Regions from separate parts of the Homo sapiens genome. Here region 1 is linked to region 2. Evidence: chromatin contacts called from ENCODE Hi-C data. All regions are on one chromosome and are shown on one strand. The core of a region is the stretch at or near the end of the contact, and the rest is flanking DNA. Distances in the headings are between cores, read along the strand shown. Region 1 overlaps JAZF1 (JAZF zinc finger 1). Region 2 overlaps LOC105375199 (a long non-coding RNA gene).

The links. Hi-C counts contacts between places; a loop is a spot of excess contacts on that map. Pooled maps may share reads with other maps.
Region 1: a loop to region 2 is called in a map with no recorded cell type, with 13 times the contacts of the local background. The contact joins two enhancer-like sites. A Hi-C loop is called at or near these places in 3 of 37 single-sample maps with no recorded cell type and 5 of 50 pooled maps.

The regions. Positions count from the first base shown.
Region 1 is chr7:28,154,401-28,157,121 of GRCh38, reverse strand. All of the region lies in intron 1 of JAZF1 (JAZF zinc finger 1), which reads left to right. Among named protein-coding and RNA genes, the nearest start is that of JAZF1-AS1, 25 kb to the left of the region's middle. Within about 2 kb of position 1,403, at least 3 of the 41 ENCODE cell types and tissues checked have a DNase peak (open chromatin) inside an H3K27ac peak, as active enhancers do.
Region 2 is chr7:25,967,337-25,970,098 of GRCh38, reverse strand. The region is part of intron 6 of LOC105375199 (a long non-coding RNA gene); the gene reads left to right. Among named protein-coding and RNA genes, the nearest start is that of MIR148A, 19 kb to the right of the region's middle. RefSeq lists enhancers at 1,102-1,541, 1,992-2,051. Within about 2 kb of position 1,483, at least 5 of the 41 ENCODE cell types and tissues checked have a DNase peak (open chromatin) inside an H3K27ac peak, as active enhancers do.

The DNA of each region.
Region 1 (2,721 bases), core at 154-2,653, 2.2 Mb before region 2:
AAAAGGAAGGAGAGAGGAGATTGAGTTACATTGAGCAGACCACCACAGGGGCTGTGTGCATGCACATGTATGTATGCTTTCAGAATCCACTGTGGTTGGTTGAAGGATATCGAAGGTCATCTTAATGGATATTGAAGACTGTCTTTATTTATACGTAGTATGGAGTCCGGTATAAACAAATATGGGAAATGTAGCATATGATGGAAGAGAAGGTATTTATCTGCCCTTTGATTCATGCATTCATTCAATGACTGTCTCATAAGAATGATTTCCCCCCTTGCTTGGTAGTGTTCTAGTTCTAGGATCTGAATTTAAATTTCTTGGTGACGTACTCTTGCTTATAGAGCAGTGGTCTCCAAGAGTGGTCTCTGGACAAGCAGCAGCAGTATTTTCTGGATTATTGTATTAGATGTGCAGATTCTCAACACTGTGTCCTCTTGCCCCACACCTACGAAATCAGAAACTATGGGGCTGAGACCCAGCAATTTGTGTTTCAACAAATTCCCAGGTAATTTCAATACACTCTTGGGAACCTCTGCTGTAGAAGATGTAGCGTTAATTCATAACTATAATGAGCGAATGGTCTTCTCTCTTCACTGAATGAACATTTTGTGCTTTCTGGGGAATCAACAAACATTTTCTCCACTTACCTAAACTTCTTATCAATAGTCTCTTGTACTCAGAAAATGTACACAAGTCAAAATAGACAAATCATATTTTGGCTCCACATTTATTCTAGCAGACAGTGGCAGACTCTGCCAAAGCCACGAAGTGACTCCCCATGCAATTGGCCAGGTGACCACCACCACCACACAGAGCAATCTCAGTCCTTGACTGGTTCCTCTGTGTGAAAAGGGGCCTCTACAGCCTTGACCCAGTGACTTTCAGATTCTGAGGAAAACAGACGCTTGATGCCTGTCCAAAGTAAACAGAGCCAAGAGAACCTTTCACAAGCCTGGTTAAGGATCGATGGTTCCACCCAAATGATTTAGATGATTTGGTGTTTAAGTATGTTGTTGCATAACTCTTGGCAGCCAGAGATACCAGTGTGCTGGAGTGAGTGGCAATTTGGATTGAATGAATAAGGTATCTATCAAGGGTGTATGTATATGTACATACCAGCTACTGTGATTTGGACATTACCTACATTAGCTTATGTAACCTCATAGACACCTTATCAGGTAGGTACCCTTATACCCTTAAGATAATTTTCCAGATCAAAAAGCAGAGGCATTGTGAGGTTAATTTGCACAAGATCATCTTCCCAGGAAGAAGCAGGGTTAGAATTTGGACCCAGGTATTTGGTTCCTATACTTCCCATGTGCGCGTGCACACACACACAGACACACACATACATTCTGTGCTGTCACAGCCTAGATGTGGTTGTTTCTCTTGGTCTCTTCTGCATGGGTCATTTCTTGTATGATAATTCTGAATTTAGGTGGAGGTTGTAGTTGCTGAATGGGCATGGGTGGCCAGGCCCTCCATACTGTGTTCAGTACCTTTGATGATTAACTCTGAAAGGGAAGAAAGGATTACTTAGTGCAGGCCAGAGAGCTGTAAAAGGTTCCTAAATTACTCATTTCCCCTCTGAATTTCTCCTCTTGCCTCGAAAACTAAAACACACTTTATAGGGGAAGAATGAAGACCGTATAACTCTGTGGCAGCACAGTTTGGTAATTAATGGACTTGTGCCTCTATCAGAAGAGTGATGTATTATTCCAGAGCCCTGTAGAATGAGTTAAACTGAGAGTGAATTATTTGGTTTGACTGATGTGTACAGTAACTGAAGATAGTTTATTAGTGGGCCAGGTTTTAATCTTCTCTCAAAATGAGTTCTCCTCATATTCTGCACAACTGCCCAGTCTCTTTCATGCCCTGAAATTGAGTAAAAGGAGAAGGTGCTAAAATGGTTGAAACAAGAAGTGAAACCTTCTGTTTCATCATATGTTCCAGAAAATATACAGTGTGTTTTTACTGCAGCCTCCTTTCCATCCCCCCTCCCAATCATTTTCATTAGTGACTGATGTGATTGCAGAGTGGTTTGGTGGGGAAAAGTACTTGCAACCAAATTTAGTAAACCGCAAGCCAATTTTATTTTTAGTTTTAGTGAGCAAGGGCAGATAGCAATTGCAAATATCTTACTGTATCTACTTCTAAGCTTTTACTTTTCTTTTTTTTTAATGTTTTGCCTTTTTCTCTCCCTAGTATGTTTTGTCTATTTTGAATATAATTGTTTTTAGGAGAAAAGGCCATTTTTTCCTTCTATCATTGAGAGCCCCCTTTTTTTTTCAATATTGTAGGCATCATCTTAGTAGGAAATAGAATATATTTATAATCAATGATGTTACAGAAATTTTGAAACTGAGAAATTAAGTACCATAATTAATAAAAGGTAGGAATAGGGAATCATAAATAATTATTTAGTATTAATTGTCAGCAGCAGCCTAAGGTTGCTCAGTGATAGATTAATAAGATCAAGCAGAAAAATAAAGGATCCCATTGGCCAGAGAATGTGAGTGGAATTCCTTTTTCACCTGTATGGCACAATGGTTGGCATTCAAGAGACATTCAGTAAATGTGGTTTGGTTAGTTAGTTGGTTGATTGTTGAATAAATGTTTGAGTCCTGCACTCACTCCAGAACATCAGACTATTGGATATGAGGTTAAGTTTGACCAGAGGATCTTGAAGAGGCTGTATAATGATCATATCTTAAGTAC
Region 2 (2,762 bases), core at 234-2,733:
CAAGTCTTTGGGAGAAGGTGCAGAATAAATAAATATAAATAACATTGAACCAACAGCAGTTTCTGAGTGTGGACTGAATTACCACAGGGTGTGCAAGGGGAGTGTGTCCACCGTTTTGTAGCTTAGCATGGTTTCTGGAACTTAGTTCATGTTCAACACATGTTAGTAGTAGTAGTAGCAGTAGTTGTTGTTATTAGTATTATTATTATAACTACATGAACCGGGCATTTTAAAATTTATTTCAATATTTAATTTAGAGAAGTACATGTATATATATTTTGGAGACAGAGTCTCACTGTATCTCGAGTCTGGAGTGCAGTGGCATGATCTCACTCAGCTCACTGCAACCTCCACCTCCCAGGTTCAAGCAATTCTCGTTCCTCAGCTACCCAAGTAGATGGGACTACACGCACCCACCACCACGCCTGGCTAATTTTTTTATTTTTAGTAGAGACAGGGTCTCACCATATTGGCCAGACTGGTCTCGAACTCCTGACCTCAAGTGATCTGCCCGCCTCAGCCTCCCAAAGTGTTAGGATTACAGGCGTGAGCCACTGTGCCCGGCCCTTGGCAAGGCTATGTTAAAACAAAGGATGTTATGGGTTACCTAATAACTTGACATAGTGTATTTTTTTGTTTTGTTTTGTTTTGTTTTTGTTTTTGTTTTTGTTTTGAGACTGAGTTTTACTCTTGTCGCCCAGGCTGGAGTGCAATGGTGTGATCTTGGCTCACTGCAACCTCTGCCTCCTGGGGCCAACCAATTCTCCTGCCTCAGCCTCCGAGTAGCTGGGATTACAGGTGTGCGCCACAACGGCCAGCTAATTTTTGTATTTTTAGTAGAGACGGGGTTACACCATATTGGCCAGGCTGGTCTCAAACTCCTGACCTCAGGTGATCCATCCGCCTTGGCTTCCCAGAGTGCTGGGATTACAGGCATGAACCACCGTGCCCAGCCCATAGTGGTAATTTCTTAATGCCTTTGTGGAACCAGCTCAGTGGTTGGGACACTTTTACAGGTGAGTGGGCTTTGAAGCATAAGGCTCTTCAGGGCAAGTCCCTTAGGAGCAGCCTTATAAAGACGTAAGGCAATGCTGACCTCTCTCGTGGCATGGGTCTCCCCTCTGGGCAGCAGCCCCTGCTGATGGCGGGGATAGTTCAGAAGGAATTTGGTGGCCGGGAACGTCCTCTGTGCTGAGCGCACCCTCTAGTCCTTTGCCATGCAGCTGTGGCGATTTGCGTAGCCTGTGCTATTTATAACTGCATATTTGCTCAGAAAGAACCATCTCATTTTCTGACTGCAGCTGCCCACACGGGTCTGGCCGCCGCTGGGGTTTTCCAGCAGGCCACCACGCCGCCACATCACTTGAGAGCATCTTCCGTGGGTTCTGCCTCGTTCTCCTGCCCTCATGACGTTCTGTGGTTTCACTTTGGCTCACTCATTCATCTCACAGCCATGCATTGAGCACCTACTATGGGCCAGACACTATCCAAGGCCCTCAGAAAACTGAGTGAGACACATGTGCTGCAAATCCCTCCCTCAAGTAGCTTGCAGGCTATGAGGAAGACTGATAGGCAATTTACTGTGCAGGTTCTTAGCCTTTGGTGTTAGTTTCTACCTTCTCTTCCTCTGTTTTCAAACCAGATCCTTGGCGGGAACCTGCCATGCCGCAAGCTTGTTTTTGTCTTTCCATTCACTGTCAAACTCTACCACGTGATTGCACCCACTCATTAAATGCCCTGCAGCCTGGCTTCCTGCCTAGATCACCAGTCACTCATACCGGCTACCCTCCCTTTACCCTCACGTTTCAGTTCTCTTTTGACTGTGAAGACCTAGTGTTGGACCCAGTGGAACACCTGTGTGTCTCCGCACGTGGCGCCCGCGCTGGCTAGCCTCACTCCTTTGCTCTGCTCCCTCTGACATGGGTTCTGTCACCTCCTCTTCCCTTGGGACCCAGGAGCCCTGACTTCAACCTGATCTTCCTTCTCTCCAGTTCCCAAACCCAGCCAGTCCCAGGCCGTCGTGTTCCCTCCCATCTCTGGAGGACTCATTTGGCAAGTGTCATGATTTACCTTGTGGTTTATCAAGGGGTACTGTTGATTGGTAGTTATTTTTGTCATCTCATAATTTGAGTTTTCATGCAGATTGTGAATGGTCCTTGTTCACAGAGCTAATAAGCAGTCCCTTCTGGCTGAATCTGCTGAGGACTGGCAATAGATATTTTCCCTTCTCTTTAGCTAGTTAGCTAGTGTGCCAGGCCTGGCCTGTGAGGCCATTCCTTCCCAGCTGTGCTGTGTAATGCAGGAGGCTGGCCCTTGTGGGCTATTTCTTAGGATCCGGTGTCAGCTGCTTTCTGGCTGGGTTTGGCCAATGGAAGGCACCAATGGGAACTGCATGGTGAGAAGAAGAGAGAAGCCACAATGTTTCTCCTTGCCCTTCCCTGTCTTGAATGGCATCTACAGCTCCAGCTCCTACCAATCAGGCCCCTGTGGTTCCAGCTTCTGCAGGGTGACCTGGCTTCTTCTGGCTTCTGGTAACACTGCTTCCTCCTTTGATCCTCCACTTTAGGGGCAGTATAGCTTCCTGTCCCTGCTCATCTCTGGGTTATGTCACCGTCTCCTAGTAACTGCTCAGCTTTGTTGTCTCCTGAGCAACCAAAATACTCAGAGTGGTTTCTGTTCCCTGGCTAGATTATGGCAGACATGGTTATTCCTGCCTTCTTCCCTTCCTTCCCTCTCTTCTTCCCTTGTTCCCTCCCTTTTTC